Linked DNA regions of Homo sapiens: region 2 is linked to region 1. The links are chromatin loops, found by intact Hi-C in ENCODE. Cell type or tissue: endothelial cell of umbilical vein. All regions are shown on one strand. Each heading gives the region's core, and the rest is flanking DNA. Links, peaks and the distances in the headings are about the cores only. Region 1 overlaps LINC00607 (long intergenic non-protein coding RNA 607). Region 2 overlaps LINC00607 (long intergenic non-protein coding RNA 607).

Region 1 (5,386 bases), core at 142-5,141:
TTGGATTATTAGTTTTATTCTCATGAAATTTTTAGTTAAAACTCATTTTTTTATTATATGCATTATGAGATATGCATCTAGAATATTCATAAATGATTTTACTTCTCATTATTGATGAACTTTGGTCCCTGTGTCTTCATTAGTGCTTAGGTTTACCAATTTCCTTTGATTTGGAGGAGATTATTCATAATAAATGCTAAAAAATTGAATCTAGTTCATAACTGAACCAAACATATCTACTGTGATTCATTTTTTCTTACCTTTTCAGTAGCTTCTGAGAGTTTCCTATGGATTTTACAGTACAGCTGTGAAAATTAGTGTAGAGTGATGAAATCTAAAGGCACAGGCGACGGTGCAGAGATATGAAGTCCTGAGAGGCCTGTCTGAGCCAATGGTCCCAGCCTGAGCCCACTAAAGACCGGCTCTCTCTTCTTCAGTTTTCTCTGGGCTCATCTGAGTGGGGCCTCTAGAGATCCTTTGCATGATTATATGGCTAAAACGAGGTGGACTTGGCCAGCAGACCACATGAATGGGCCAACTCATTGTCTGAGAGGTAGTGTTCATTGTGCAAAACTCTAAAGCATTTCCTTTCACTTAGATCAGTTGGAACCAATCATTTCAGATGAAACTGGCCATGGCCATAAAAGTTATTGTCAAACTGCAGAATAAAAATAAATTTGCATCTCAGAATATTGTTCCTACTAAGGATCAGACAGCACCTAATATTTGACTTATCCTACTTAGTACCTGTTGGTTTTGCCGTTTTGGTTAACCTTTCTATGAGGGATGTTGGCTTCTCAGAATAGACTATGACTTTTCGTTGGTAGGAAAATGTGTAGGTATCTCAGACGACAGAACTTGGTGTTGGTAGTATTAATGCCTACATTTATTTCTTCTGCTTCTCCTTCCAAGAAAGAATGGCAATATATGTTTTCTAAAAGAGACTTGGTAAATCACAAGTAAATATGATATTAAAAATATCTCAGCACCACCACACCTGACATACAGACACACATCTCACATTTACTGGCTAACTTCAGTTTTTTCTTAGATTAAGTCCAAAATATCACTTCCTTCAACAAGAATTTATAGGTTCAAGTCTCTCTGCTCTATTTTCATAATGCATACCTAATTTCTTCTATTAAAACATTTATGACACTTTATTTCTTTTATTGCCTATATCCCTAAGTGAACCGAAATTTCTAAGAATAGGAACTATGTGTGTTTTGTTTACTGTAGTATTCTTAGCACCCAGCACAACTGACCTATGCTTTATTAGTCTGTTTTCATTGCTATAAAGGAATACCTGAGACTGGGTAATTTATAAAGAAAAGATGTTTAATTGGCTCACAGTTCTCCAGGCTGTACAAGAAGCATGGCACTGACATCTGCAGAGCTTCTGGTGAGGCCTCATGGAGCTTTTATTCATGGTGGAAGGTGAAGTGGGAGCAGGCATGTCACATGTTGATAAGGAGCAAGAGAAAGAGATGGGGGAGATCCCAGACTCTTTTAAACAACGAGATTTTGTGTGAACTCACAGAGTGAGAACTAATTCATTACCGCAAAGTCGGCACCAAGTCATTCATGAATGATCCACCACCATGGCTACCATGATCCAAACACCTCTCACTAGGCCCACTTCCAACACTGGAGGTCAAATTTTAACATGAGATTTGGCAGAAACAAAATATCCAAACCATGTCGTATGCCTTCAACAAATATGTTCTGGAAAAATACTTGTTGAAGAAATAAATATTCTCCATTTACAAATAAATCTAAGATTCTTGATATTAAATTATTAACCCATTTATGGTACTAATCTAAATGGCATTATGTCTACATTTTTTTTTTTTTTTTTGAGACAGAGCTTCACTCTGTCGCCCAGGCTGGGGTGTAGTGGTGCGATCTCGACTCACTGCAAGCTCCGCCTCCCGGGTTCAAGCAATTCTCCTGCCTCAGCCTCCCTAGTAGCTGGGACTACAGGCTCCCGCCACTGCACCCGGCTAATTTTTTGCATTTTTAGTAGAGATAGGGTTTCACTGTGTTAGCCAGGATAGTCTCAATCTCCTGACCTCGTGATCCACCTACCTTGGCCTCCCAAAGTTCTGGGATTACAGGCATGAGCCACTGTGTGCGGCCTTATGTCTACATTTTTATACATATGCACACACTTAGGCTTGTGTATATACCTAGTTTGTATATATACCTAGTTTAGTACTGTAATTCATCAAATTTAAGATAGCATTAATTATATAACACACTATTATCTTATCTACCCTTAAGAGAAAACAATCCTGCCAATTACAGTGTGACCCAATGTTTCTTTATTTTTATAAAAATAACCTCAGGTAAGTAATAACTCATTTTAAAATTTATTGAATTTAGTTTTTTTCAGTGACATTAGGAAATGCTCCAACTGAAGATTAAAACCAAATATAGGTACTTGTAAGCAATGAGGTAATTTAAAAAATTTAAGCCCAAGTAATTTTAAACCTTGTTGTGTATCCGTTACTAATTAAAGTATATAAGAAAATAATTTTTCCTACAATGAGTTTTAGAAAAGTTGCAATGCATTTTTTGCCTTCTCCATGAGTATACAAGAACAATATAGTTACCATTTCAAATATATCCATTTTCTTATTTCATGATGAAAACCTTGACCTTTTGTATTTCTGAGATCCAATCTAATTTTGTACTTTAATTGTATATTGTGAAGTGTTCCCTTCTGTTTCCTGGTTGCATTAATTCATTTGCATTGTTATAAAGAAATAGCTAACACTGGGTAATTTACGAAGAAAACAGGTTTATTTTGGCTCATGGTTCTGCAGGCAGTACAGGAAGCATGGTGCTGGCAGCTGCTCCTGGTGGGGGCCTTAGGGAACTTTCAATCATGGCAGAAGGTGAAGGGGAGCCAGCATGTCACATGGTGAGGGAGGGAGCAAGAAAGCGGAGGAGGTGCCAGACTCATTTAAACAACCAGCTCTCATGTGAACTGAATGAGAACTCACTTATTACTATGGGAATTCACCATGCCACTTATGATCCACTCCCATGACCAAAACACCTCCAATTAGGCTCTACCTCCAGTGCTGAAGATCACATTTCAACATGTGATTTGGAGGGGACAAATATCCTAACCATATCACTGGTATTTCCCAAAAGAAATGCAAAGTGGTGCTAAGTATTTTCCTCTAATTATATTCACAAAACTCTTAAAAGAGGAATTTTGGTTTTGGGGGAGAGAATCAAATGCCTAGAATGCCTTGGGTGGCCATTGGCAGGAGACATGAAAATATGAAAGTGGAGAGGAAGAGGGAGAAGGAGAGGGAGAATGAAGAGAGAGGGGCAAAAGAAAGACAAAGAAAAGGAACAGAAAATAAAGACCATTAAGTGTTGGCTTCTTTTATCTTCCCTCACACAAAGATATTTCCAACGCAGCAGTCGTGTAATATAATGAAAGTCCAGGCATAGTTCAGAATTTTAAAGTATTGTACAAAAATATATTGTTATGAAATCCATGTTTTGGGTATTGCAACAGAGTTCTTCTTTTATTGCTTTCATAAAGCTTCTTCTTGATCGAGCACATGGTTTGCTGCAGTTACTCATTCTCAGAAAAGTCTTTTCTGCATTTGGATCCCAGGTTTCCTTTCTACTTGATGAGCAACTTACTATCTCCATTTTGGGTATCTATTTAGGCATCTCAAACTTACCCGATGCCTTATTTCTACTCTCCCCCTCAGCAACCTGCTTGTCCTGCCATCTTACCTATCCAGTGAATGGAAACTCCACGCTTAGACGAAAATGCTGGGTAGTCCTTGACTCCTCTGGCTCATTTCACATCCAATCTACAAACAGATCTTGATTGCTCTATCTTACAAATATATCCAGAACCTGTCCACTTTTTACCACCTCCGGTGACATCAGCGAAATCCAAGTTTACCTGGGCCACTGGCCCCAGGAGGTCTCCTGATTTCCACACTTGCCTCCATACCACCTGCTCTCTCTCTCTCTCTCTTTTTTTTTTCCAGACGAGAGTCTCGCTCTGTCGCCCAGGCTGGAGTGCAGTGGCGTGATCTTGGATCACTCCGCCTCCTGGGCTCAAGCAATTCTCCCACCTCAGCCTCCCAAATAGCTGGGATTACAGGTGCCACCACTGCGCCCAGCTACATACAGACGCCCTCAACACCTAAGTCAGGTTGTGTTACTCCTCGGCTCAGAAAGAGCCTCCAATGGTTCCCTTCTCACTGACAGTGATTACAAGACTCCTCATGGTCTGGCCCCGTTACATCTTTGATCTCTTCTGCCGTTCTCTCCCTCACTCACTGCTCATGTCCTACTGGTTCCCTTGCTGCTCCTTGAAGAAGCTCAGGACTCAGTGAGATCTTCTCTGGCTACTCTTTTTAATTTTTGCAATAACACCTAGTATTCTCTAGCCCTGTTTTCTGCAGAAGTATATAGTTAAATTATTTATTTTGTTTATGTCTGTCTTCCCCAACTAGAATATAAATTTCACAAGGGCAAGGATTTTGTCTGTTTTGTTCACATAGCAATACTGGGCACACAGTGGGCATTCAATGTTATCACTGCTTCCTCTGTGCTAGGCATTGTGCTAGCCATAGAGAGCTGAGGGTGGCAAGATGAGAAAGGGAAGGGGGTCATATGAGCAGATGACAGTATTTTACAGAGAAGCTGACGTTTGAGCCAAGTGCGAATTTGTTAGGAGGAAAGACAATGCACTCCACTTAGAGGAAGCCATGCCTCTAAAAGCATGAAAGTATAAAAACAACTCCAATTCAGAACGCACTGTTCATTCATTCATTGATTTATAGCATCTGCTATGTTTTGGTCACTACCCTAGGCATTGGGGGAAAGGAATAAAGAAGAGCAACAAAAAGTCTCTGCCCTAAAGAAGCTTTTGAGCAGCACTTAAACAAGGAAGAAAATACATAATGCCATTTTGTGATAAGGTCTATGAAAGAAATAAGCAGTGTGACATTAACAGCCACAAGCACATGAAGTGTGAGAGTTACATTAAACAGGTGGTCAAAGAAGGTGTCTTTGTGGCAGTGATCTCTGACCTAAGACCTGAAGGAGAAGACACCAGCCACACAAAGATGCAGGGGGTGCGGTCTGGGTAAGAGGACAGTAAGTACAGAGTCCCCGAGGAATCCAGATGGAGGCCAATGAGACTCCAGTCCAGTGGGTGGTGAGTGGGTAAGACAACGTTACACAGGTACACTGGGCCAGATCCTGGAGAATTGTACAGATCATGAGTAGTAGACCGTGTTATGCTATCCGGTCCAACTCCAGCGCACCACTTTTTGGAAAGGAGCACTCCTTTTCCCAGCTGCCAAGAGTGTGGGCAATGCCAGTTTGAAGCTGAAGT
Region 2 (5,386 bases), core at 124-5,123, 78 kb before region 1:
GGAAAATGAAAAAAAGAAGAAAGTAATTTAGTAAGTGAATGCTTGAAATAACTTTGTGATTTATTGCCCTCTGCATATAAAGGAGTTAATGCATGGAATTTTACAAGATTAAAAAGACTTGACTACCGTCTTTCAATCTCATGGGAATGAAGAAAGGCATTGCTTAGGGTTTTGATTGTTCCACCTTTTCAAACCTACTTCTGAAAAGTTCAAATTTTAAGTCCATTTGGGCTGTGAGGATAGAGTTATCTCTAAGAACTAAATCCTTGGGATACATAGAGGTCTCATTTCTTAGGGTGCAACGACAAATGACTATCTGTGTTTACACGAGTGAGAACATACACACTGGGAAATTCTGCCTCTGCAGATTGAGAGGATTGAGTGAAACAATTTCTCTGCCAGATCCCTGCCAGATTTAGTTCACTGAAGTTGTTCAACAAATTGAAAAAGAAAATAACATTACAATCTCAACTCTTCAATTCAGAAATTATATCTGAAATTAGCCTATCTTCAAAGAAAAAAAAAGGATAGCTTCCTAAGGCAAGGATCTGTTTTTCTTCAAGATTAATATATGTTTGCAGGATGTACCATGAGGGAATACTCGGGATCAAAAAGTTCTCTGGAGCTGATTTAGGGGAGCGATGTGATGTCACTTGGCTTGGGTTAGGGGTAAACAAAACCAAGGTGGGTGGGCTATGCAGTAGAGGGTAGAGAGTTCTGCCATCTGATGCCCTTGTTTCGAAGTTATCTAGAGGCTCTCTGGCCTTCTCTGTGCAGAGCCCATAATTTTCGTCTAATATACTTCCCTAGGCATTATTTAATGGTCAAATGGTGCTCAAGCCAGGGCTCATTTATCAGTTGCTAAGTCACTGCAAATTGCAAAGGGAAAAGAAAACACAGCTCAGTGGAAAGACTTAAGGAACAGGTAAGGGGCCTATTTGCTGAGCCCAGATGAATAACTTGCTGAATTAAAAACATGTATTCATGAGGAGCATGTCAGAAATGTGCCACATCAAGACCCCAATTTGTACCATGCCATGTTTTGATTTAGGGAGCAACTAATTTGACATGTCTATGGAAAGAAAGACTGTTGATTCTTTCACTCATGAAACCTACATGAACTTCCAGAACTCTCAAATCCCCAGATAAACAAAGAAGTGTCTTGTATTATTTTCTCAGTTGGAGTCTGTTTAGAATAAAACTGAGCTATTTTCCCAGTGGCTAAAAAACAGTCACTGAACATTATTCAAACAAGGAAGAACACGTAGTCTCCTCAACATAAATCTATTAACATCTATATTTTCTTAAGAACTTAGTTTATATTTAGACCTATTTATCATTGAAAAAAATCTTTAGGTAAATAAGACCAGTGAAGATTACCTGCCCATTAAGCATGTCCTTATAGTGTTTTGAAATAATTCATATAAAGGAGTGAGCGTCATACATTAAATTTTAATGACATAAATATATCTGATTTTAAGTAATCATTTCTTGTTGTTCTGGGCAAGTATCCTAGTTCCTGTTTCCTTTGGTCCTCTAAAGTTTTTTTTTAATGTTGAAAATTTATTTTAAAAAATATGGTGTATTGTTTTGTCTCAGCATGTCTATGCCCAGTTAAATAGGTTTTCATCAAAGGATGTTGGGAGCTGTTGTCTGAAGTGATGTCAAATTAAGTTCAAAAACATCAGCTTCAATACTGTAGCTGGGTTTTTTTTGTAGGCAAAAAAGACACTAAATGTATTAATTTCTTTCTCTTTAATCTATTTTGATATATGTGTAGATAGAGACTGGTTTTAGTTCAGAAAAAATAAAGTAACTATTTAGGTTAGGTAGTGTGGTCCTATGCTTTGCCTGATTTTAAAGGATGTTGAGTCTTCTCAGTTAAACATCTTGATCACTGAATTTATATCGAATGTATGAAAAACCAAGGGCTGGGCCATGCACAGTGGCTCATGCCTATAATCCCAGCACTTTGGGAGGCTGAGGCGGGCATATCACCTGAGGTCAGGAGTTTGAGACCAGCCTGGCCAACATGGTGAAACCCCATCTCTACTAAAAATACGAAAATTAGCTAGGTGTGTACTTGGGAGGCTGAGGCAGGAGAATCACTTGAACCTGGGAGGCGGAGGTTGCAGTGAGCCAAGATTGCACCACTGCACTCCAGCCTGGGCAACACTGTGAGACTCAATCTAAAAAAAAAAACAAAAACAAAAACAAACAAACAAAAATTAGCTGGATATGATGGCATATACCTGTAATCCCAGGTACTTGGGAGGCTGAGGCACAAGAATCGCTTGAACCTGGGAGATGGAGATTGCAGTGAGTCGAGATTGTGCCACTGCTGGGTGATAGAGTGACTGTCTCAAAAAAAAAAAAAAAAAAAAAAAAAAAGAAAAAGAAAAGAAAGAAAGAAAACCAAGAGCTGATAGCTACCAATGATGATAACGTCCATTTATTAAGTGCTCAGATGCTTTATGTATGTTTCATGAATCCTCACATGTGGCTCTATGAAGGATGATGCTATCGTCTCTTTTTTGTATGAGGGCCCTGAGACTGTGAAAGGCTAAGCAGCTTTCCCGAGGTAGTGAAGCTCAGGTTAGAACCCCATTTTCTTTACCTCTAAGTCACAGCTCTTGTCGTTACTCTATGGTTCTTGAACTTTCACGAACCAGTAAAACTGCAAAAAGCAAAAACAAAACAGAAAAGTAATTTTTTTACATGTCCAAATAAATAAAAAATAAAAGGAACTCTACTCAACATAATTTTATAAAATAAATTTAATTTTATAATATAATAATTTTATTATATTATAAAATGCTAGCATGTAACATTATTTTGCAGTACTTTGTGATTTTGGAAGGCCAGAAGTCCATGAATGTGTTTGATTCCTAACCTGGAGGAAACGCTTGCTTTAAGCATGTGTGTGGCTAGGGTTACATCACATCTTAGAACAAAGAACAGTTCTTCCTGGGAACAGCTGGTAACCTTACACCAACATACTTATATAAACACTGTGTTGACCTTATCTTCCTCGTTTTGTTGAAGACCAGTGAAAATTTTTCCATAGACCAGCGCAGGTCTGAAGACAAACCTTTGGACACCATGTAGAACAAAACTGTTTTCCTCATATGTGTTTTTTAGAGATAGGGAGACAAATGGGTAGGTATAGATTGCAATGTTCAATTTCACTTTCTAGACCTGTAATGTAAAACATGGCTTCTCCCCATGCCTATGCAGACTGCAGTAGTCCCTTGGTGTCTCCCATGAGATATGTTATCAGAAAACACAGCCTTTTCCCTATTCTTTGAGGCAATGGACTGAATTGGGTTTTCCTTTCTGCTTTATTGTTTTCACATGTTTGCCAACTCTCAACTGACCATTTTCTTTCACCGATAAATTTGAGGGAAATTATAGTCCCTGCACATAGAAGGCCAGAAGTGTCCCCTCAAGCCTCTAGAAAACAAAAAGGGACCGTTTCTTTCATCTCTGATCAACTAAAAAATTGAAAACAGGGCTGATTCCATCAATAGGAGCTGGAATGATAACTCCATGGCTAGGAACAACCACTGTTAATGTAAAAGATTAGTTTCCAAAGCTTATGTGAACATGAGGAACAGTTTTCCTCAGTGTCATTGTTAATTTAATGACAATGTTACTTACATAAGTGCAAACATAAAGCTGGGTGTAAAGGCTGATGCTTATAGCTCTTCTAATTATAAAACTGAAATAAATTTACAAACTGAAGAAAAAAACTCTAAAACCAGTAAAACTCAAATTAACAACATAAATTTGGTGTGACAGATGAAGTTTTGAGAAATTTAAACTGCTACTCACAGTGTGAATGTATTACTGGCTGTCATGGTACAGGTTTTGGAATTTGGCATGCTTATGCTGTTGCACAAGGCATTGGAGTGGCCCCAATTTCTCCACCACTTCTCCATTTGAACTATAGAGACCTTGGCACCTGAACCTCCTTCGCTTTCATTTGGCATAAAGTCATCTTTTATTTCACAAATCTACCTTTGTTTTTCTCTCATTTGCTTATGTCAATTAAAATCCTTATGCCTGTAACCCCAGCACTTTGGGAGGCCGAGGCAGGTGGATCAACTGAGGTCAGGAGTTCGAGCTCAGCCTGGCCAACGTGGCGAAACCTCACCTCTCTCTACTAAAAATATAAAAATAAGCTGGATGTGGTGGTACGTGCTTGTAGTCTCAGCTACTTGGAAGGCTGAGGCAGGAGATTCACTTGAAGCTGGGAGGTGGAGGTTGCAGTGAGCTGAGATCGTGCCACTGCACTCCAGCCTGGGTGACAGATCAAGACTTTGTCTAAAAAAAAATAATAATCGTACTTGACAATAAAGTGATCTTGAAGACAAATACAAAATGAAATAAAGTAGTTAAAAAACTCAGTACAAGATTCATTTCCTTTTTCAGTCTTCCGTGCTGCCTGATCCTAGAGAAACTGGAAGGGGCTGTATCTGCTTTATCTTTGTATCTCCAATACCTACAACAATACTCCAGCACATGGAAGACCCTAAACTGTATTTGTTGAATGAATGAACAGATGAATACAAGCCCTGATAGAAGGAAGTAATGGTCTGGTACAGAATGGGGTGCGAACTCATATGGAGGTAAAGAGAGTCAGTAAGCAATGCCGCCACAGCAGCAGAACAGTGGAAGATAATTTGAAAAAAAAAAATGGAGAGATATTTCTTTAGCTACATGTGGAATTTACCGATATGCTACTGAGGAAGGATTGATAGAGAATATCAGTGTCATATCCTGGTGCTAGTACTATATCATTTGCATTTTTTTTGTGTGTAAATGTATGGTAGTGTTATTTAGTAAACTATAGTTAATTCCATAATATAGCCTTTATTGTTATCAACAAATCTTTCTAATGCCCTTAAAAAATGCACCTTCAAAGGTAGGGAAATCAATTGGGTGTACTTAGTGGGGAATTAACTGGGTCTACCCAGCCGATATTGTCAGCATCTTGTTTCCTTAAGTATGTTAGTCAATGCCATGGTTTGAGGGGGGAGGTAGAGGTGATGGTCCTCCACGCATTCCAGGCTGGTGACATTTGATGGTCTTCCAGGCATCCCAGGCATGGCCAGACCCTTGGTTGGGAAACAACACTTTTTAAGAGAAATAATAATGTAGCAAAGAAAATGCCTTGCTGCTGGAGTGTAAGAGATGCGGAACAACTCACAGTATCTACTTTCCAGACTGTCCTCTGGCCCAGGTCCCATGGGCTTGTGCCTGAGTCTTAAGGAGAGGGGTCATTGGGAGCAGGAGGCAGCATTACTTTGTTATCCATGCCAAAGGGGAAGAGGAAATTCTCCCTTACTTAAAGAAGAGCAAAACATTGCATCAGCATCTCAAA

What was found. A loop is a pair of places that touch in the nucleus more often than their neighbours do. Peaks named below come from ENCODE experiments on the same cell type or tissue, not always from the same donor. Only the 100,000 strongest peaks of a DNase experiment are listed, where the experiment ranks them.
Region 2: it touches region 1 in a loop (2.4-fold over the local background); 2 of 110 quality-filtered maps call a loop at or near these places.

What each region holds. Positions count from the first base shown.
Region 1 is chr2:215,754,006-215,759,391 of GRCh38, reverse strand. The region is part of intron 1 of LINC00607 (long intergenic non-protein coding RNA 607); the gene reads left to right. Among named protein-coding and RNA genes, the nearest start is that of LINC01614, 39 kb to the right of the region's middle. In endothelial cell of umbilical vein, for the core only: no CTCF peak of the experiment used is centred there; DNase peaks (open chromatin) are centred at 541 and 2,831; H3K27ac peaks cover 970 bases.
Region 2 is chr2:215,831,623-215,837,008 of GRCh38, reverse strand. All of the region lies in intron 1 of LINC00607 (long intergenic non-protein coding RNA 607), which reads left to right. Among named protein-coding and RNA genes, the nearest start is that of LINC00607, 9.2 kb to the left of the region's middle. RefSeq lists an enhancer at 5,350-5,386. In endothelial cell of umbilical vein, for the core only: no CTCF peak of the experiment used is centred there; DNase peaks (open chromatin) are centred at 1,048 and 3,008; H3K27ac peaks cover 4,406 bases.